Linked DNA regions of Homo sapiens: regions 2, 3, 4, 5 and 6 are each linked to region 1. A link is a contact called in ENCODE Hi-C or POLR2A ChIA-PET data. All regions are on one chromosome and are shown on one strand. Each heading gives the region's core, a stretch centred on a gene start or an enhancer-like site at or near the end of the contact. The rest is flanking DNA. Distances are from core to core; before and after follow the strand shown.

Evidence for each region. A loop is a pair of places that touch in the nucleus more often than their neighbours do. ChIA-PET counts read pairs that join two places held with the same protein, here RNA polymerase II (POLR2A). Pooled maps may share reads with other maps.
Region 2: a loop to region 1 is called in a map of naive thymus-derived CD4-positive, alpha-beta T cell, with 6 times the contacts of the local background. The contact joins the promoter of CDK4 here to the promoter of PRIM1 in region 1. A Hi-C loop is called at or near these places in 1 of 168 maps with a recorded cell type or tissue (naive thymus-derived CD4-positive, alpha-beta T cell), 2 of 37 single-sample maps with no recorded cell type and 8 of 50 pooled maps. POLR2A ChIA-PET finds 5 or more read pairs at or near these places in 1 of 52 experiments (CD8-positive, alpha-beta memory T cell).
Region 3: POLR2A ChIA-PET joins it to region 1 with 10 read pairs in CD8-positive, alpha-beta memory T cell. The contact joins the promoter of ARHGEF25 here to the promoter of PRIM1 in region 1. POLR2A ChIA-PET finds 5 or more read pairs at or near these places in 2 of 52 experiments (CD8-positive, alpha-beta memory T cell and activated B cell).
Region 4: a loop to region 1 is called in a pooled map, with 6 times the contacts of the local background. The contact joins the promoter of ARHGAP9 here to the promoter of PRIM1 in region 1. A Hi-C loop is called at or near these places in 1 of 168 maps with a recorded cell type or tissue (B cell), 2 of 37 single-sample maps with no recorded cell type and 7 of 50 pooled maps. POLR2A ChIA-PET finds 5 or more read pairs at or near these places in 1 of 52 experiments (T-cell).
Region 5: a pooled map shows a loop between it and region 1 (10-fold over the local background). The contact joins the promoter of R3HDM2 here to the promoter of PRIM1 in region 1. A Hi-C loop is called at or near these places in 7 of 50 pooled maps. POLR2A ChIA-PET finds 5 or more read pairs at or near these places in 2 of 52 experiments (HepG2 and activated CD4-positive, alpha-beta T cell).
Region 6: a loop to region 1 is called in a pooled map, with 9 times the contacts of the local background. The contact joins the enhancer-like site here to the promoter of PRIM1 in region 1. A Hi-C loop is called at or near these places in 5 of 50 pooled maps. POLR2A ChIA-PET finds 5 or more read pairs at or near these places in 2 of 52 experiments (T-cell and activated naive CD4-positive, alpha-beta T cell).

Annotation. Positions count from the first base shown.
Region 1 is chr12:56,750,779-56,754,166 of GRCh38, reverse strand. PRIM1 (DNA primase subunit 1) reads left to right here and starts at 1,844. Exons shown (of 13, transcript NM_000946.3): 1 at 1,844-1,971; 2 at 2,972-3,129. The coding sequence starts at 1,869. RefSeq lists a silencer at 1,908-2,202.
Region 2 is chr12:57,751,060-57,754,447 of GRCh38, reverse strand. It overlaps CDK4 (cyclin dependent kinase 4), which reads left to right and starts at 2,138. Exons shown (of 8, transcript NM_000075.4): 1 at 2,138-2,273; 2 at 2,712-2,948; 3 at 3,106-3,241; 4 at 3,358-3,388. The coding sequence starts at 2,731. RefSeq lists silencers at 1,689-1,808, 2,039-2,118, 2,849-2,988 and an enhancer at 1,779-2,512.
Region 3 is chr12:57,609,849-57,613,236 of GRCh38, reverse strand. It overlaps ARHGEF25 (Rho guanine nucleotide exchange factor 25), which reads right to left and starts at 1,802. Exons shown (of 15, transcript NM_182947.4): 1 at 1,246-1,802; 2 at 93-307. The coding sequence starts at 1,342. RefSeq lists a silencer at 1,390-1,909.
Region 4 is chr12:57,478,044-57,481,431 of GRCh38, reverse strand. It overlaps ARHGAP9 (Rho GTPase activating protein 9), which reads left to right and starts at 1,566. Exons shown (of 18, transcript NM_032496.4): 1 at 1,566-1,702; 2 at 2,008-2,341; 3 at 2,675-2,892. The coding sequence starts at 2,026. RefSeq lists enhancers at 1,153-1,242, 1,413-1,462, 2,983-3,032.
Region 5 is chr12:57,429,165-57,432,552 of GRCh38, reverse strand. It overlaps R3HDM2 (R3H domain containing 2), which reads left to right and starts at 1,510. Exons shown (of 24, transcript NM_001394031.1): 1 at 1,510-1,833. R3HDM2-DT (R3HDM2 divergent transcript) reads right to left here and starts at 1,437. Exons shown (of 2, transcript NR_185976.1): 1 at 1,123-1,437. RefSeq lists a silencer at 1,609-2,078 and an enhancer at 2,259-2,368.
Region 6 is chr12:57,278,714-57,282,101 of GRCh38, reverse strand. It overlaps R3HDM2 (R3H domain containing 2), which reads left to right. Exons shown (of 24, transcript NM_001394031.1): 14 at 1,572-1,744. Among named protein-coding and RNA genes, the nearest start is that of STAC3, 29 kb to the right of the region's middle. RefSeq lists an enhancer at 1,123-2,322. Within about 2 kb of position 1,766, at least 19 of the 41 ENCODE cell types and tissues checked have a DNase peak (open chromatin) inside an H3K27ac peak, as active enhancers do.

The sequences.
Region 1 (3,388 bases), core at 595-3,094:
GACACAGCGAGACTCTGTCTCAAAAAAATAAGTAAAATAAAATAAAACTATGTTTTTCATGTGACATGTTATTCATGTGACTGCCCACTCTAGCCCACAATTGCCATAAGGTATCATTACACAGTAAGAGTGATTGGCAGATCTCCACATCAATAGCAGATGGGTTCCCTTCATACTTGTAAAGCTCTCCATGATTCTGCAAGCTTCCTATAATTCATATTTTCTTATACCTGGGTGTTCTATTTGAGAGACTAAATATATGAACAGCAGCCAGACCATATATAAAAACAGAACTCTGACCCACAATCTACAGCAACCTGCTGGGGAAACCAACCCCCTTATCTATAATAAACAGCACAGGAAGCAAGCTTGCTACAAGTCAGACTTGTATAAAGTCAAACTGCTATCTCTAATGATGATCCTGGAGGCCAAACAACAACCCCTGTAGCAATGGGCCCAAATGCCTTAACTAGTATCCTACAGCTTCCTTAACAGCTTCCAACATAGGTCCAACCAAAGAAAGCCAAACACCCACCCCTAAACCAATCACATACCGCATCCTACTACTAGTTAGCCCAGGTACAGCTTCTCCATGCCAACAGCCTCCAATCAAAGAATACCTTGACGGCTTCCCTTTTTTATAAAGCTTTCCTACTCCTCTGCCTGCCTTTGAGTCCTGTCAAATGCAAGTGATGATGGCTGACTCCCTTGCTATAGTAAGCTCTGAATAAATAGCCTATGCTTTTCTCATTTGGTTATTTATTTCCACATATTGGATCTAGTAATTCATGAAATTCCATGAAGAACTAATTTCCAAAACTTTTTTTTTTTTAGACACGGTCTTTCTCTGTTGCCCAGACTGGAGTGCAGTGGCACTATCATGGCTCACAACAGCCTGGACCTCCCAAGCTCGAGAGATTGATTGCCCCCTCCCCCCACTCCCCGCCCCCAACCCTTCAGCCTCTAGGGTAGCTGGGACTACAGGCGCACGCAACTACATCTGGCTAGTTGTGTGTGGGTGCGTGTGTGTAGACAGAGATCTCACAATGTTGCCCCAACCGGTCTCGAACTCCTGGCCTCAAGCGATCCTCCTGCCTTGGCCTCCCAAAGTGCTGACGTTACAAGCATGAGCCACCGCACCTGCCTACAAACGTTTTTAAAAGATACTGGTGTCGGCCAGGCGTGGTGGCTCACACCTGTAATCCCAGCACTTTGGGAGGCTGAGGCGGGCGGATCACGAGGTCGGGAGATCGAGACCATCCTGGCTAACACGATGAAACCCCGTCTCTACTAAAAATAAAAAAATAAAAAAATAAAAAAAAATTAGCCGGGCGTGGTGGCTGGCGCCTGTAGTCCCAGCTACTAGGGAGGCTGAGGCAGGAGAATGGCGTGAACCCGGGAGGCGGAGCTTGCAGTGAGCCGAGATCGCGCCACTGCACTCCAGCCTGGGCAACAGAGCGAGACTCTGTCTCAAAAAAAAAAAAAAAAAGATACTGGTGTTATTTCTAAAACATCCAAAAAGTTCACGTGGAGCATCCTTTTTACTTCATCTTAATAACCTAAATCAATATGCTATAGGTCTCACATTTCCGGAGAAGATCCTCTTCCTGGAATGGACGCGGCCTTCTGCCCACAAGAGCGGTGGCCCTAGTGCCCGAACGCGTGGGCAGATCGCAAACTGCTGCGTCTCCCGCAGCCCCCGCGCGCACCAAGTGGGAACTACAATTCCCGGCGGCCCCGGCGGACTGCGGGCCGCCGGGTCAGACAGCCGACCTCGGCCATAAGCGCCTGCGCAGTCGCGGGGCCGCCGGCCGTGCTGTTCCCGCCAATTCCTGTGGTAATCCTTACCGTGGCGAGTTCCGCGCTCAATGGAGACGTTTGACCCCACCGAGCTGCCCGAGCTGCTTAAACTTTATTACCGGAGGCTCTTTCCCTACTCTCAGTACTATCGCTGGCTCAACTACGGTGGAGGTGATGGAGGCGAGGAATGGGTTCGGGAGCGGAGTGTGAGGAGGTTGGAGGCGGGGTGTCCTTAGAATGACAATATGAAGCGCCTTCTGTGCACCAGGCTTTGTGCCGCGCGCCTTCATTTGCTCTCTCGAGCCCGCCCCACCACTTCATAGGTGTAAATGGGCCGAGAGAGGATATAATAAGCCAGCCTGCGGCCACGCTGTAAAAAAAAAAAAAAAAAAAAAAAAAACAGAGCCGCCGCTCCTACCTCTGCGTGGTCAGGCTCACATTAGGTGCCCCGTTTACCTGCAGCGGTGCCCAGGGGGTTACTGGGGCGTAGCGTGAAGCTGCTGAGGCATGGTTTGCATCAGGAGCGGAAGAGCCTCTCTCAGAGGAAGAGAAATACTTTCTTCCTTGCAGCTGAATTTATTAGTGCGAATCGAGGAGAGAGGGGTGGCATTACATATTTAAAATATTTATGCATCTGTTTCATCTTTTGTACCGTTCCCTAGCAAATACGGAATGGTAACTGCTTTCAAATTAGGGACTAGGTCATGTGGATTTTGTTTTGTTTTTCTTTTACATCTACCACGGTGTTGAGCATAGGGGGCTCATTAAAAACATCTTCTCGGGCCGAGTGCCGTGGCTTACGCCTATAATCCCAGCACTTTGGAAAGCCGAGGAGGACGGATTACCTGAGGTCAGGAATTCGAGACCAGCCTGGCCAACATGGTGAAACCCCGTTTCTACAAAAAATACAAAAATTATCTGGGCATGGTGGGTCGCATGCCTGTAGTCCCAGCTACAGCCTCGGGAGGCTGAGGTGGTAGGATCCCTTGAACCCGGGAGGCGGAGGTTGCAGTGAGCCTTTATCGAGCCACTGCACTCCAGTCTGGGCGACAGAGCAGGAAGCAAGCAAGATTCCCTCACCGAAAAAAAAAACTTCTCATTGGCTAAAATTATAATGCCCTGAGCCAAATAAAGTAGCAAATTAACTTTAAAATGTACATTTATTTTGCAGTGATAAAGAATTACTTTCAACACCGTGAATTTTCATTCACATTGAAAGATGATATTTACATTCGCTACCAATCCTTCAACAACCAGAGTGATCTGGAAAAGGAGATGCAGAAAATGAATCCATACAAGATTGATATAGGCGCAGTATATTCTCACAGAGTAAGAAATCTTTTTTTAATATATTTTGTTGTTTTATTTTGTAAACCAAGAATGGGTTGATTCCTCTTGCGTTTTGAGATTAAATTTTTAGAGTTTATTCTAGATGAAAAGCCACTTTTTAATTGTTTGGCAAGTGATTAATCCTTTTTTGTTCTTTGACGTTCTGCATTACTGATGAAATCATTTGGGAGTGAATTGGTTGCATTTTTACTAGGACAAAAAAAATTGAGTATCTAGCTACTAGGAAGAGGAAGTCGAC
Region 2 (3,388 bases), core at 889-3,388, 1.0 Mb before region 1:
TTTCCTTTTATGGAGACTTCCCTCTGAGGCCAAGTTCTACCCCCATCACATTTTTTTCTTTCTTACACTTACATTCTCCCTCTCCTCCCCTTTGCAAAGCTGAGGGAAAAGGGATTCCAGGGGAGCTCATTGGGTCAAACATACTGGGAAAAAATTTAATTAGTGAAAGAGTAATTAACAGAAGAAGGGAGGGGACAGAGCCTGGGACAGACTGCCAAATTAAGGTTCCTCAATAGAAAGTGATGGAGAGACAGTAATGTTCCCATGAAGTATTCAAATGTTTTGGATGGACTAATGAATGAATCAGAAAAAGGGGCTGGGACCCAAGCAGACAGAGAGGACGTCTTCTGTTGCAAAGACAGTAAGCTGTGAAGGTCTTATGTGGAAGGTGAGGCTGAAGTGGGGAATGCTGGTGTGGGAAGGGAGTTTGAAAAACTCACAGACAATTATCTTAGCCTTCCAGAAGGCTTACAAAGCACCCACCCCTAGCAAGGTAGCCAATAAAACATTCACCTCTTGAGCCCCTTAGTCAGTTCAGTCCTTGAGGTTTTTCTTACTAGTGTTCCAGCTGCCCTTGCCAGGAGGGGCCCAGGGCTACAAGTATCAGGATGGAAAGAGGAGGCATCTGTATTAATATGTATTCTATTTTGCTCTAAGTCATGGTTTATATTCATCTTCTAGTTTGAACTCTTATATTCTCAGCCAGATGGTTAAGGAAAACAGAAGTTAGAGTGGAAGGAGTGGCAAATAGGGTAATAAAATGGCTTTAGATTTTAGACAAATTCTCACAAATGAGACACTAACCGCTTTCCTCCTTTACTCCCATACCCCCAAAGGGCTGGGAGATAAAGACCTTGGAGCCAATAAAACAAAGTAGGAGAAATCTACTTGTGTCTACCTAGGTGTCTGGGCAGAGGCCATTTGGGAACAAGTGTGTTCTGGACAGTGCTAAGTGCTAAGAAAGCGGCACTAGGGAAAAAGAGGGAAGCACAATAACTCCAAATGAGTAGTCACAAGGTTTGCAGAAGGGGGCATGTCATTTTCATTCATTGTGGTGGTCTGGAGGGTGCAGGGGGTGTGGTGGTAACTTTCTTGCACATGTGCAATCCTGTATCCGTCTTATATATGATGTGATAAATAATATCATATACATACATATATACATAGAAGCATATATGCACACATACAAATATCACATAATCATAGAACCTTCCTACTGGAAAAAAAAAAAAAACTTAAAAGGTCAAGTATTCCTGTCTCCTGCTCATCAATAACTTCTCTGCCAGATGGCCTCAGGTCTTTGCATTAACACTCCCAGGGAGGTTTGGAAGTTGGAAAAGTGAGAGGATTACCTTGTCACTGAGCCTGTTGGATTACTGTATTAATCTGCCTTCCGTCATCCTTTAATCGTAGTTTTGCCCTCAAATGGGCATTGTTTACTCCCTATTGTAGAAGACCCCATTGTTGGCTACATCTTTATAGATAGTCGTACCACTACTTTAAAGGGCCAGTGACAGACACCAAAAACAAAATAAAAACCCACATACACACTGGAAGCAAGCACTCAGTAAAATGTTGTAGAATTAATGAATGAAACAATGACACAAATGAGAGTATGTTTTCTCATGGTGGAGCGAAAAGGTGACAGCATCACCTCTGGTACCCCAACTCCCACCCCCTCCCCAATGCAGACAGGCTGAAAGACCGGTAGTGAGACTGGAGTTCAGCCTTCAGACCGGTAGTGAGACAATCCTTCAGCCGGGAGTTGGGCTCTGGGTGGCCTAGGTTGCCATGGCACCGCCTCGGGCTCCACCCTCTCTTGTCCCCCTCACCGCTCCCCCCCTGCAGCGGGGGTTGTGGCAGCCAGTCACGTGCCCGCCGCGTAGCCACACCTCTGCTCCTCAGAGCAATGTCAAGCGGTCACGTGTGATAGCAACAGATCACGTGGCTGCCATCGCCCCTCCGCCCCCTTACACTCTTCGCCCTCCTCCCAGTCGAAGCACCTCCTGTCCGCCCCTCAGCGCATGGGTGGCGGTCACGTGCCCAGAACGTCCGGCGTTCGCCCCGCCCTCCCAGTTTCCGCGCGCCTCTTTGGCAGCTGGTCACATGGTGAGGGTGGGGGTGAGGGGGCCTCTCTAGCTTGCGGCCTGTGTCTATGGTCGGGCCCTCTGCGTCCAGCTGCTCCGGACCGAGCTCGGGTGTATGGGGCCGTAGGAACCGGCTCCGGGGCCCCGATAACGGGCCGCCCCCACAGCACCCCGGGCTGGCGTGAGGTAAGTGCAGTCCCTTCCCAGGAATGAGAACCAGTGCCCGCCCCCCTCACAGCTTTCCACGCGTTCGTTTCGCGAGCTGGTTATGGAAGGGTCGCTCAAGGGCGGGAAGTGGGGCCTTTGTGGTCATGGGAAAGTATAATTTTAGGGACTGAGGTGTAGGATCTTCGATGCAAGGCATGTGTCATGTGTGATCTTTGTGCGGGGCGCGATTGTCCCAAAGGAAAAAGCGTTTTCTATTGCAGGGCCTCACGTGGCTGGAGGGGTTGGTATTGAGTCATTGTGTTATCTCTGGGGCCGGCCCCAAGGAAGACTGGGAGCGGGGGATGGGATGCTGGTGGTGTTCTTTGCGCTTTTTTTTTGGGAGTCCCTTTGTTGCTGCAGGCTCATACCATCCTAACTCTGTAAGCGACTTTTGGTGATAGGAGTCTGTGATTGTAGGGTCTCCCTTGATCTGAGAATGGCTACCTCTCGATATGAGCCAGTGGCTGAAATTGGTGTCGGTGCCTATGGGACAGTGTACAAGGCCCGTGATCCCCACAGTGGCCACTTTGTGGCCCTCAAGAGTGTGAGAGTCCCCAATGGAGGAGGAGGTGGAGGAGGCCTTCCCATCAGCACAGTTCGTGAGGTGGCTTTACTGAGGCGACTGGAGGCTTTTGAGCATCCCAATGTTGTCCGGTGAGAAGGTGGTGGAGGGTTGGGCGTGGGGAGTAAAGGGAAAAGACAGCCTATAGGTGGGGTGTGATGATCTGTAGAGAAGTGGGGACCCTGAGGAAATAATGAGAGGCCATGTTGGGTTAAAGGGGATTGAAAAGTGAGCATTTACTCTGGTCAGGCTGATGGACGTCTGTGCCACATCCCGAACTGACCGGGAGATCAAGGTAACCCTGGTGTTTGAGCATGTAGACCAGGACCTAAGGACATATCTGGACAAGGCACCCCCACCAGGCTTGCCAGCCGAAACGATCAAGGTGAGTGGGGTTGGTAGGCATTGAGAGGTGGATTGGGACCTTTGTAGTAGAACCTTCTGGGATTTCAGGTATGGTGCCTAGTTTCCAGTGCATCTGTACCTCCCCTTTGAAACTAGGATCTGATGCGCCAGTTTCTAAGAGGCCTAG
Region 3 (3,388 bases), core at 553-3,052, 860 kb before region 1:
GTCGGGGACAGTAGCTGGGTGGCCCCAACTTGCCCTCTCTGCCAGTGTCCTTCATAGATGTCCCACATGCTTTGGTGCCGTTCCCTGCTCACCTCATATGGTCCTGCCTGACCACTGTCTGCCTCAGTTTCCACACTGAGACAATGTTTGGAATGATCCAACCATCTCCTCAGGCCACTGACGGGCCCTGGGGGGCCTGGGGAACAGGGGCCAGAGCTGAGGCCAGAGCTGGGGCCAGAGGGGGCAGCCAGACCGGAGGCAGCAGAAGCCGATATACTCCCCTCACTGCCCGCAATGGAATAGGATTCTAATGGGAGGAAAAAGAGAGGAGGTGATAGACCTTGCCCCAGCTCCAGACTCAGGGTCCCCAGGGAACTCCCAGGGTCTTCTCTTCATGATGCTCAGCCTCTCTCTCCAAGGGCTCACTCTCTTGCCATCCTCATTTGAGTTGGCCAGGATAGAAAATTTCACCAGGGCACCCCTGGGAGAAAGCACAGTAAGGTAAACGCCTGGCTCTCCAGGCCTGGAACCCCCAGTTACATGTGGAGGTTCCCCATATCCTGAGCATAGCATAGATATGGGGGTGGGGGCAGCCATCTGGGCAGACATTGGAAGCTGGGGGTGGCCATCTGCTCTCCTACAACCCTCCCTCTTTCAATGGGTACAGACCATTCTCTGGGAAGAGGGGAGGATGAGCTGGGTCCATCTGCCACTCCCAGTCCCCTCCTCCACCAATTGCAGTAATCACTATAAAAAGAAAAGACTTCTGCAGCCCACCTCCCCAACACATGCGTAGACCCAATAGAGGAGGCCAGTGAGGAGGGTCCATCAGGGTTATCGTTGGCCTGTGCTCAGCGACAGAGAGCTGTGATTCCTTATAAAGCCCCTTGTAGAACCACCTCATTCTCATTCCTCCATTCTCCTGTCCCTCTTCAGAAGTAGATTCTTAGCAAAAGGTTTGAGGAAAATAATCGGTTCTAGGCCTAAGGGGATTGTGGGTGGGTTTTTCTCAAACCCATTTGACAAAGGGAAAGAGATGAGTTCCCTGCCCCTTCCCCTATTTCCTTAACTTGAACTAACAGAAATTTGGAGGCAGAAGGGACCTTAGGGATCACTTAAGAAACCACTTTCCTGGAAAACACATACAGTCTCCAACCCTAAATCCCAAGGGCCAGGGCAAACAGATGCCCTGAACCCCCAGCCCGCCCCCCACTCAACACTGGACCCTCTCGACCTGGCACTCACCACGTCCCCCCCGGGCGAAGCAGCAGCCGCATTTTGCCAGCACTTTTCGGATCACACGGGGACAGGCACAGCGACCCCCTTTGTGCCCCCCCCGCATGGCGCCCGGGCCCCCCCGCGCCCCCCACCCGGGCCGGCCATGCAGGGGGAATCACGGGGGGCGGGGCGGGGACGGCGCCGGGCGCACACCCCCCCTCCCTCCTACCCCGGTCCAGGCTGTGGGAGGGGGGGAGGGAGGGGACCGGGAGGAGGTGTCCAGGGGTAGGCGGAAGTCTAGTCTTGAGGAGGGCTGGGGGCTCTAGAGAGAGAGAGGCGCGGGGCCCGGCCGCCGGGCTGGGCGGGGAGGGTTTCCGGAACCCTGTCGGTGCGGGGGCCTAGGGTCCAGATGTCCAGTGGAAGGGGGAGGGATGGTAGGGGAGGCTGGGCCGGGATGCGGCAGCCGCTCCAGCTGTCTCCGGCCTCTGGTTAGGGGTGGCTCTAGGCCCGGGCCGGGGAGGAGGCGAGGGCCGACCCCCGAGCCACTGGCGCTGTGCGGGTCCCAGCGGAGCGGAGAGCTGAATAACAGGCCTGGCCGCGGGGCCGCCACGAGGCGGGGCCTCTGCGGCCCAGCTCCGCCCTCTCCATCGCGTTCCCCCTCCTGCCTGCGCCGGGTTCCCGCCCCGATCGCCCCTCCCCCAGACACCACCACGTTCCCACTCCACGTCCCCAGCGCTTTTTCCCCTCCCCAGCCCGTGCTCCCCTGCCCCGGGGTCCCCCTCCCTCTCGCATCCCGGGCTCTGCGGAGCGCTGGGGTCGGGGTTCAGCCTGTCTGCAGGGTCTGCCCAGGTCTCCCCTTGGCCTCTGCGATGAAGGAGGACTCAGTGGATGGGGCCTTGGCCTGTGCGAAGATGTTCTGGGTTTGGGGCTGTCCCCGGCCGAGTGGACAGAGGCCCCCTGGTACGGGGTGCGTGTATGGGGAGTCTTTTGTGGGTGAACACAACCCAGATGCCGCCCTCTCTCAGGACCCTTCTTTCCTCCAGGCCCCGGGACTCCAGCTAAGACTAATCGCCAATTAAGGCGAAGTCCTGGAGCCCGGGCTGGCGAGGGGCCAGGGGTGGGGCGCGGGGACACTCTGCCTGCGAGGGCTCGGGATCGACTGGGATGGGGGACACACATTGGACTCGAAGGCAAGAAGAGTGGAGGTCTCTGCGATTAAATGGGTCTCATGCAAATTAGATGCGAACTTTATGCTAATAAGAATAGAATATTTTTGAATTCGCCACTTGGCGCAGGATAGCAAACTGTGCCCCACCCCACCCCCAGCTTCTTACCGGGCTGCAGAGCCCCGGCGAGGACCTCATGTTCGCGATCCCTTCTGTGATCTCCCTCCGTACGTTCAGACTCTGGCTCGGTACCCACCAACCCTAGAGGGCTTCTCCTTGGGGGCTGCGGGGACAGAACCACTGTAAGGAACCTGCCCTCCTAGGCAGCCCTGACCTCCCCCTTCCCCTTCTCCTACCTGTCAAAACCCACATTGTTATAAAAGGCTCGCCCAGAACGGGGCTATGGCCCTCGTAATAGAATTCATGTATTCCTGCGACTGCCCCGCAGAACTCGTTTTCGGATAAGTTGAGTTGTGGGTGCAGCCCTCCTGAAGGCCCCGAAAGACCCCCGACCCCACCGCGAGCCCCCATTCTTACCCCCTCCTGCCCAGGGAGGGCGCATGCGCGCAGCATGCCCCCCATGACCCCCAGTATCCGGTCAGTGCGGCCAGGGGCGGGGCGGTCCGGGGGCTTCATACTGAACCCCCACCCTGCTCCAAGTTTCAGGGTCGAGGGGGCACTGAAGCTGGGGGGCTTTGAGGCCTGCGCGCGTCCGGGGAGTTGCTGCTGCGGAATCCGCCCCCTGCCCGGCTCCGCCCCCACTCCCACCCCAGCCAAACTTCGCAGAGTGGCTAGGGTTGTTTTCTCTACAACCATAGTTGAACAACAAAAAAACACCCTCTTAATACTAATTCCAACATCGAAGTGACCCAGGGTTTCTCAGTGTTACTACAGAGCCCGCTGGTGCATCCCGTTTCCCCAGGTCCTCAGGAGGCAGAGGGACTGGGAGTGCACGCAGGGATCACCCCATCATCCCCTCTCCCCTTTCCAGCAGGTCCCTCTCC
Region 4 (3,388 bases), core at 317-2,816, 730 kb before region 1:
AAAATACAAAAAAAAATAGCGGGCATAGTGGCAGGCGCCTCTAATCCCAGCTACTTAGGAGGCTGAGGCAGGAGAATCACTTAAACCTGGAAAGCGGAGGTTGCAGTGAGCAGAGATTGTGCCACCGCACTCCAGCCCAGGCAACAGTGCAAGACTCTGTCTCAAAAAAAAAAGAGAAGAAGAAAGAGAGAGAGACATATATATGGTGGTACCTGGAAAGCCCAGTAAGGGGAGGTTTGTCTAAAGATGGGAGAGACTTGGATATGTTTAAAAGTGAATGCGACGAAGCTAACAAAAACAAGCTAAAGTATAGGAGAGAGAGTTTCAGAGAAGGCAAAAAAAGGGTGGATTCAAGCACTGAACACCAAATGAATAAATAAGTGAATAAATGGGTGAAATTAGTCACTATTTTGGAAGTGGGAAGGAAGAGTTGAGGGGTAGGATTCTCCATGTGTTGAAGTGAAGTAAACTAGGAAGATCACTGAGGCAGAAGCCCAGTACTAGCCACCCAGCCCTCAGGGGAAGAGAGCTGGCTCTCTGATATCACCAGTGGGGAGGGTCATTCGCTCCTTAACCCACCTCTCCAAACCCAAACAGAAAGCCTCACATTGTGCAGTGGAGAAGCTGAGAGAAGAGGAAAAGAGGAGTGGCCAGGTAAGGCAGAAGCAGAAGTGTGGGTTTTAAAGTGCTGGTAATCCAGGGAAGGTCACTTCCCACCTTCCACCAAGGAGAAGCTGGCATCAGTCCCCTATCTACCTGTCATAGCGTCTTGCATTACTTGTCCATTGTTCCTGATTCAATTGTAATTATTAAGTTTATTGTGTCATTAGTTAAGGTCTGTCTCTCCTTAAGCTCCAAAAGGGCTCATTCCCTTCTCTCATCTCCAGTGCCTGACACTGCTCCTTGCACGCAGGAGGCACTCAATCAATCCTTGATAAAAGCATAAATGAGGCCGGGCGCAGTGGCTCACACCTGTAATCCCAGCACTTTGGGAGGCTGAGGCGGGTGAATCACCTGAGGTCAGGAGTTCTAGACCAGCCTGGCCAACATGGTGAAACCCTGTCTCTACTAAAAATAAAAAAACTAGCCAGGTGTGGTGACAGGCACCTGTAATCCCAGCTACTCGGGGGACTGAGACAGGAGAATCACTTGAACCCGGGGGGCGGAAGTTGCAGTGACCCGAGATCTCGCCATCACACTCCAGCCTGGGGGACAAGAACGAGACTTCGTCTCAAAAAAAAAAAAGCATGAATGAACCCACACACTAAAGTAGCTCCTGCCTCAAGAGGCTTGTGTGTACAGGACAGTATCAAGGCTTCTCAGCTCCCAAAATCGTGTCCTGGATTGGGAGGGTGGTGATATTTCAACTCTGAATCCCTCTGTGTTTCTCCCACTTTGTCTTTCTCTCTGATTTGGTCTTGGTATTTATTTGGCTTTCTGTTTCTCTGTCACCATGTCTCTCTGAGTCTGCACAGGAAGCACGCAGCTATGGTCTGAGGTGACTGGTAACGGAAACATTGATGCTTGCATAAATTTAATAAAGAATAACACACATTTTTGTCTTTGTCATTAACCTTGTGTCTCCCTGTTTCTGTCTTGAACCTGATTCTTTCTTCTTATCTCCTTCCTGTGTCCACCTCAAGACTCCCACCACTACCCAGGACCAACTCCTGCTCCTGAATCTTCTGATGGGCCCCACAAGGTACTTGGAGGAAAACTACTGGCCTAGGTCATCTCCTCTAATTTCCTGCCTTGCTGGCCATGCAGCCCTGCTGACCACATCCTCTCTCATGTTACTTACATACTTCCTCACCAGACACCACCAGGAGTTCTCAGCCCCCAAAACCTGTCACCGATCCTCACCAGGCTGTTTGCTCTACCCTCTCCCCCAACTCAAGGGCTCCCGTCCTCACCTCCCTGCAACACTGCTCCTAGAACCATGTCTGTCTACCTGGAGACAGCCAGGCCTATTCCCTTCTGGGTCTCCAGTGTCCCTTTTTCTCACAGGTGACAGTGCTGGCTACAATGCTATCCAGCCGGTGGTGGCCAAGTTCCTGGGGGATCCTAGGGCTGGGCCCCCGAAGCCCTCCTCGGGGATCCCAGCTCTGTGCCCTCTATGCCTTTACTTATACTGGGGCAGATGGCCAGCAGGTGTCTCTGGCTGAAGGGGATAGGTTCCTACTGCTTCGAAAGACCAACTCCGACTGGTGGTTGGCAAGACGCCTAGAAGCTCCCTCCACCTCTCGACCCATCTTCGTCCCAGCAGCCTATATGATAGAGGAATCCATCCCTTCCCAGAGTCCAACTACCGTCATCCCCGGCCAATTGCTCTGGACTCCTGGTGAGTAAGCGCTAAGCCCTCTCCCTTCACCTTCCTACCTCCCATCACCTTCCTACCTCCCTGGCTTCTGGGAATTTTGGGGAGGTCCCCCTCCCTCAAGCTTCTGCTAACCATCTTCTCTTGTTTTTCTTTGATCAGCCTACCTCTTGCCCCCGCCATGGCATCCTCATCCCACTGCCTGTCCTCCTAGTCCTAAGGCTTCTAGGTCTCATGCCATTTTCCACATCCTCCCTCTGCCCTTCTTGTCTTCCCTGTGAGTTCCCAAGATGAGGGACCCAGTTACAACAACACCTCTGATCACCTGCCACCCACCCTCCCCTTTTCTGTTTCCAGGGCCGAAGTTGTTTCATGGTTCCCTGGAGGAGTTGTCTCAGGCCCTCCCAAGCAGGGCTCAGGCTAGCTCGGAGCAGCCTCCTCCACTTCCCCGCAAAATGTGTAGGAGCGTCAGCACTGACAATCTGAGCCCCAGCCTTCTGAAGCCTTTCCAGGAAGGACCAAGCGGAAGATCCCTCTCCCAGGAAGACTTGCCGTCAGAAGCCAGTGCCAGCACAGTGAGTCACAGCTCTTCTGAGCTGGGCCCTGTTCTAGGCACAGGACAGACAGCACCTCTGTCTTCAGGGGACTCCCCTGGGGATGACAAACACAAAAACAAATAAATAAGATAACGCTTGGTACTACTGATAAGTCTAAAGGCAAGTTAATGTGGTGGAGAGTGGCTGAGGTGGTGCGGGGAGACATCTGTGAGGTCACGGCATTCAGTTGACTCTGAGCAAGGAGGAGAAAGAGGCAGCCGAGAGGCAAACTGGGTAGGAGGTGAGAAGGGACAGTAGGTACCAAAGGCCCTGAGGGGACAGGGCACAGGGCGCAGTGGAGGCACTGAAAGGCCAGCCCTGTGCTCTTCCTTCCTCCAGACTCCTAGCCCAGGGCAGGGTTTTTCTGTGTTCTGCTTGCCTGATAGGCTACAGCAGGTCTCCTCTAGAGATGTGACTTGCCCAGCCCTTCCCTCTCTTTCTTAACCGTGGGTGGAAAGGGGCTCCTCTTCCCTTC
Region 5 (3,388 bases), core at 261-2,760, 680 kb before region 1:
AAATATTAGCTATTATTTCCTACTGGTCATCACTGCCTGGTCTGGAACTCCTGAGCTCAAATGATCCACCTGCCTTGGCCTCCCAAAGTGCTAGGTGTGAGCCACTGCGCCCGGCCAAGACAAAAAGTTTAAATCGTGGTGAAAAGTGGCAGGTTAGATCAGTTCAGTTCAGTTGTATTTTTCTTCCCCCGTTGTTGTTCTCTAGAGGGTTGAGAGAATTTGGGGGCAGGAGGCAGTGATGACCAGGAGAGAGGGCTGGGCAAGGTGGCTCACACCTGTAATCCCAGAACTTTGGAAGGCCGAGGCGGGTGGATCACCTGAGGCCAGGAGTTCGAGATTAGCCTGGCCAACATGGCAAAACCCCGTCTCTACTAAAAATACAAAAAATAGCCGGGTGTGATGGTGCGTGCCTGTAGTCCCAGCTACTCCGGACGCTGAGGCAGGAGAATCACTTGAACCTGAGAGGTGAAGGTTGTAGTGAACCGACATTGCACCACTGCAATCTAGTTGCCTGGGTGACAAAGCGAGACCCCATCTCAAAATAAATAAAACAAACAAACAAACAAACAAAAAACGCCAACCAACCTGGAACTTGCTCATCCTTGAAGGAAAGATGAACTTCATGCCTCTATGACTTTGCTGGAATCTCCATTCTTACCTCTCTAGTGAACTATTTATAGTCTCAAGATTAGCTGGAGTTTCACCTGTAGTTTCTCTGTAACTTACTCAATCTCTTTTACCGCTAAGAACGAATTGCTGTTCCTTGTGTTTCCATAGCACATTTAAACCTTTCTATTATAGCACTTAAATTGTACTATAATTATTTGACTTTTTTTGCCTACCGCAGTTTCTGTCACAAGGTAAATATTTAATGGTCGAATTCTACAAAAGACTACATTGCTTCTTTGAGGGAGTTTGGTCAGTAAATTATCCACACACACATAATCAATAACTAAATTGATTCTGCCTAGAATGGACAAAACGGGGGAGGCTGGACATTTAAGACGATTTTTGAGAACTGTATCTTAGAGAGGGGATGATGGTAAGAATGTGATCTTAATAGGACAGACTGAGTTCCTCCTAGGTCGGTTTTTTTCATCTTTACGTAAAATGGACATTTACCTGCTCAACTATAGTTATCCACGTATGCAACAAATACCGAGTGTACGTTCTTTTGGTACAGGAGTTACTGCCCTAAGTGAAAGTGCTCTGTAAATGGAAATTACTTTAGAATGATCACTATTAGTATTATATTGAAATCCAGGGTATTCTATCTGACAGACTTGAAGGGTTTAAGGAGGACCGAGGCTCCCAGTGACTCCGGATTGGTGTCCTGACACAGGTAACGCGGAAGGAGGAGAGGGCGAGCGAGCGAGTGCGAGTGCGCGCGCGCCGGCGGGAGTGCGTGCGGCAGGCGGTAGGCCCCGCAGGGCTGCTGAGGGGCACGCGGGAAGCCAGGAAGCAGGGACGGCCGGAACGCAGGACGAGGTGACGACAACGCCGGACGTAGTGACGTAGCGCGCAGCCGCAGCGGGGGGCGGACTCTGGGCTTTTCTTCCCCTTCTGATTTTCCCCTCCCCCCTTTTCTCCCTTTCCGGGTTTGGTTCCCCCCTTTTCTTCCCCTCTCCCCCCTCCTTCCCAAGCCCCTTTCCCCTCCCCCGTCCCAGTCCCCCCTGCTTCCCAGCCCTCGGCCCCGGGGAAGCCCCGGCCGAGAAAAGCCCGCCCCCAGAAGCGCGCCGCCGCCGGCCGTCGGGGCCGAGCCGCAGCCGAGCGGCCGTGGGCCCGGGCGGCGGGCGGAGACGTGGGCGCCCTCCCCGCCAAGGCCCGTGCGAGGTGAGGCCACCTCCCGGCCGAGGGGGCGGGCGGCCCGGACGGCCTGTGGGGAGGGGGCGTGGCGGCCGCACGGGCGGGCGCGAGGAGGCCCCGCGGCCTGGGTTCCTCGCGCCCGGCAGCCGGTCCCGGGGACGATGGGTCAGGGTCGGATGGCCGCGGGAAGGACTGCTCCAAGTGTGCGCTGCTGGAGAGAAGCTGGGGGCGCGGGGCGGAGGGCGGCGGTGCGGGGGCAGGGGGGTGGCGCCACCTGTGGCCTTTGCGGGGTGACCTAAAAACTATTGCGCCCTTCCAGTGCTTCGGGGTGGCTAGCTCCGTGTGTTTCTTGGGTGGCGGTTTTCCTTCGAGCGTGGAGCATGGAAAAATAGGACGGAGAGGTGTAGAAGTGTTTAAAATCATGCTGGTGTCCAGGTTTCTTACAGGGACGGGGATTTGAGTTGGCACATACAGGGAGATGTTTCTATAGCTTAAAACTTGGGCCTACACTAAGCTCATAACTACTCGAGCCCCTGAAAACGCTTCGATTCGTTTTCCCGTAGAGCTAACATTTTTCAACATTTGTGGCCATTAAGTCTCGGAACTACCAGGAATACTGACTTAGAGTGAATTGTCATTGGATAATGATGAGAAATGACCGAATAACAATCCCAGAACTGCGTTAAAACGGAAGAAAGAAAAGTGGAAAAGTTTGAATTCAGATCCCAGTTGGATGAATATCCTTGTACATAATGTTGTTCAAATAGATAACTAAGATTGAGAAGCCTGAGTCCTGTCTGATATGCGTAAGCCACGTGGAGACTCAAGGAAGGAGGAAAGTGACAGGTTTCACTTCAGGAATATCACAAATTCCTAGCATTTTCTTGTATTTTTAGATAGATTTGCAGTTGAATTATTTGTGGCTCTTCTTCCTAATGCTTTTTTTTGTTGTTGTTCCACCAATATTCCCCCCCCACCCCCGCCCCCCTTTTTGTTGCTGGGGTATCAAGACAAAAGGTTGTATTTTGTTTTTTGAGACAGGGTCTCAGTCTGTCACCCAGAATGGAGTGTAGTGGTTCCTTTTCGGCTCAATGCAACCTCTGCCTCCTGGCCTCAAGCCGTCCTCCTACCTCAGTCCCCCAAGTAGCTGGGAGTACAGGCATGAGCCACCACTCCTGGCTGATTTTTGTAGAGACGGGTTTCACCTTGCTGCCCAGGCTGGTCTGGAACTCCTGGGCTCAAGTGATCCACCTGCCTTGGCCTCCCAAAGTGGTAGGCTTGAGCCACCGCGCCGGGAAAGACAAAAAGTTTAAATAGTGGTGAAAAGTGGCCGGTTAGATTAATTCAGTTCAGTTTTTAGTTGTATTTTTCTTACCCTGTTGCTGTTCTCCAGAGAGTTGAGAGAAAAGATAACTTTTTTCTTGAAGGCCTGATGAACTCCTAACAAGTTAAATTTCAGAGTTGAAGTTCCATTTGTCTTTGTGTCCATTATATGATTAGTAGAGCTTCACAATTTTTTTTTCGTAGGGATGGGATCTTGCTATGTTGCCCAGGCTGGTTTTGAACTCCTGGCCTCAAGTGA
Region 6 (3,388 bases), core at 517-3,016, 530 kb before region 1:
CTGATGTCAGGTGATCCACCCACCTAAGCCTCCCAAAGTGCTGGGATTACAGGCATGAGCCACCACACCCAACCAACCATTTCTTGAATATGGCATTAGCTTTGTTTCCTCTTGGTCTTATAAGCATCTGTCATTCTTCAACCCCAGCTTTCCTGCTGACCCCTCTTTAAATCCTTTCCTGACCCTCCCAGGAGTTTTTGCTTCCTCATCTTTGCTTTCATGCAACTTTGTCGATATCACTGATGTATTCCTTATCCTTATCAGATTATAATTGTCATGTGGATGTCTATCTCCCATCAGAAGTTCCTGTGCTGTTGGCTGGGCATGGTGGCTCACACCTGTAATTCTAGCACTCTGGGAGGCAGAGGCAGGCAGATCACTTGAGGCCAGGAGTTCGAAACCAGCCTGGCCAACAAGGCAAAACCCCATCTCTACCAAAGACATCAAAATTAGTTGGGCGTGGTGGTGGGTGCCTGTAATCCCAGCTACTTGGGAGGCTGAGGCAGAAGAATCGCTTGAACCTGGGAGGTGGAGGTTGCAGTGAGCCAAGATCGTGCCACTGCATTCCAGCCTGGGCGACAGAGTGAGACCCTGTCTCAAAAAAAGAAAAAAGTTCCTGTGCTGTTAAGGGCAAGGACTGTGTTTCACTCATCTTTATGTCTTTAGTTCATTATACAGTGCTTGGCACATAGTAAAGTATGTTGTGTTGAATGAGTTCATGCCTTGGAGAGCCTAGAAATGGGGAAATGAGTTGGATAAAGGTTATGTGTATGCTTGAAGTTTTCTCAGCAACATTTTTTTTTTTTTTTTTTTTGAGACCGAGTCTCGCTCTTGTCGCCCAGGCTGGAGTGTCATGGCGCGATCTCAGCTCACTGCAACCTCTGCCTCCTGGGTTCAAGCGATTCTCCTGTCTCAGCCTCCCAGGTAGCTGGGATTACAGGCGCCCACCCTCAAGCTCGGATAATTTTTATATTTTCAGTAGAGACGGAGTTTCACTATGTTGGTTGGCCAGGCTGGTCTCAAACTCCTGACCTCAGGTGATCCACCCGCCTCAGCCTCGCAAAGTGCTGGGATTACAGGCATGAGCCACTGCGCCCGGCCCTCAGCAACTTTTATAAGAGATGTTGCAAATTGAGAAGAAAGCAAAGAGAAGACAGATCTCTCTCTCTCTAGCAAAAGGACGGATCTCTTAAGAGACCAAAAATCTGTGCCTTCCCAGGAAGTAAGCATTTATATTTTCAGCTATCTAAGTTTGATGGACAGATTCCAGACACTTCAGGGGAGGTGCTTCAGCAGCCTCACATTTTGTTCAATTTCATAACCAAACTTGACAGTCAAGGTGGTTCCTGTCCCTAGGGAGCAGAAGCCTGCAAAGAGGAGGACTGGCATCAGCAAGGCAGCTGAAATGCATCTGTGCTCATCTGTGAATCTTCAAAAGACAGTGGGGGAGGGGACAAAAGGGAATAAAGAGGAAAGGCAAAGAAAAAGTAGAGCCCTCTGACTAAGCTTCCAGGGATAATGTGTTCGTGGCTTATGCTTACAACTTTTTGTGGGTTTCTTCTTTGCCTTAGGTATGGCACTAGGTGCCCCAGAAGTGTGCAACCAGGTCACCTCATCCCAGTCTGTCCGGGGGCTTCTCCCTTGTACTGCCCAGCAGCAACAGCAGCAGCAGCAGCAGCAACTTCCTGCTCTCCCACCCACGCCTCAGCAACAGCCACCCTTGAATAATCACATGATCTCACAGGTGAGTCACCACTCAGTGTCAGAGTCCTCTCCACTCTGATTCAAGCAAACTTTAGATGTACCGTCATGTCTCTTGTGCTGTGGGTGGCAGGAAGGATCAGTTTTTGGAGACATGCCACTCTCTCCCCCATTTCTCATTTGTTAGTTGTAGGGAAAGAAGAACCTTGAGCAAAGGTTTTGCCAAATAACTACTGAGTCAGCTTGGGGGTTTTTTGCTTTATATTTCTTCCTCTGCTTCCTGAACATTGTCAGTAGAATCTTTTATTTCATACCACATTTCTACTGTACCCCATCTCCCTCTATGTCCATGTGTAATTAACAAGGCATTTTTTTCCATTACATCTATATATTGGAACTTGAAAAGATTATAACTTCCACCATCATCTGACCAACTATGTGGACCCATAAACACCTATTTATGTGTTGGGGTTTGCGGAAAAAAGAAATAACACTCAAGACCCCTTCCATACATATGCCACGAAACACAAAGACTCCAAATGTGTCTTTGTTTTCCATGACTCAAAAGGGCTGTATCCTTCTCCTTCTGTTGCTGGACTGGTAAATGTTGGTACCAACTAGAGTTTAAGTGAAGTTTTGCATCTGTGGAGACCAGGAAGGTCATTAGCCTAAGAATCAGTCCTGTTCTAAACCAGAACTTCAGTATTCTGTTTTATTTCTTTCTTTTAATTTTTAAAAAATGTATTGTTATTATTATTATTTTGAGATAGGGTCTTGCTTATGTTGCCTAGGCTGGTCTCAAACTTGTGGGCTCAAGTGATCCTCCCTCCTTGGCCTCCTAAAGTGCTGAGATTACAGGCATGAGCCACCATGCCTGGCCATTGTCATTAAGGTGACTATGTTTAAAAGTCACCTTAAGGCCAGGCATGGTTGCTCAAGCCTGTAATCCCAGCACTTTGGGAGGCTGAGGCGGGTGAATCACCTGAGGTCAGGAGTTCAAGACCAGCCTGCCCAACATGGTGAAACCCGGTCCCTACTAAAAATACAAAAATTAGCCACGTATGGTGGCGGGTGCCTGTAATCCCAGCTACTAGGGAGGCTGAGGCAGGAGAATCGCTTGAACCCATGAGGCGGAGGTTGCGGCGAGCCGAGATCGCGCCACTGCTCTCTAGCCTGGGCGACAGAGTAAGACCCTGTCTCAAAAAAAAAAAAAAAAAAAAAAGTCACCTTAATACTCCGAGCAGAGCTGTGCTGAGATCTTCACTTACTCCCTTCTCACACGAATAGAGCTCTTTTTGAGGAGAGCCCCATACTTTATCCTGAAGTATTCTCTGGTAGCTGGAAAGCCCATGTGTCTGCAGTCTTTTCTGCTGTAGTTTACATTCTCATGTTACCTCCCAGGCTCCCTCATCCCTCTGCTTATTAGTCCAGCTTGGCCTTAGATATATTTCTTCCCTAGGTGTAAGAAGCAAGTCCCAAACACTAATACCCCATGAACTAGAAACTAGAGTGCAAAGACCCCAGAATGGCCCAGTATTGCCCTATCTCAAATATTGTGAAATGAAGCTGAAACAAAGAACAGTGAAGATCTAGGAAATCCTACTTTGTGTCTAAATGTAATTTGCATGCAAGTCATTGCAGTCCTCTATCTTAGTCTAAGTCAGTTCTTTCTATAGTCCTAACTTTC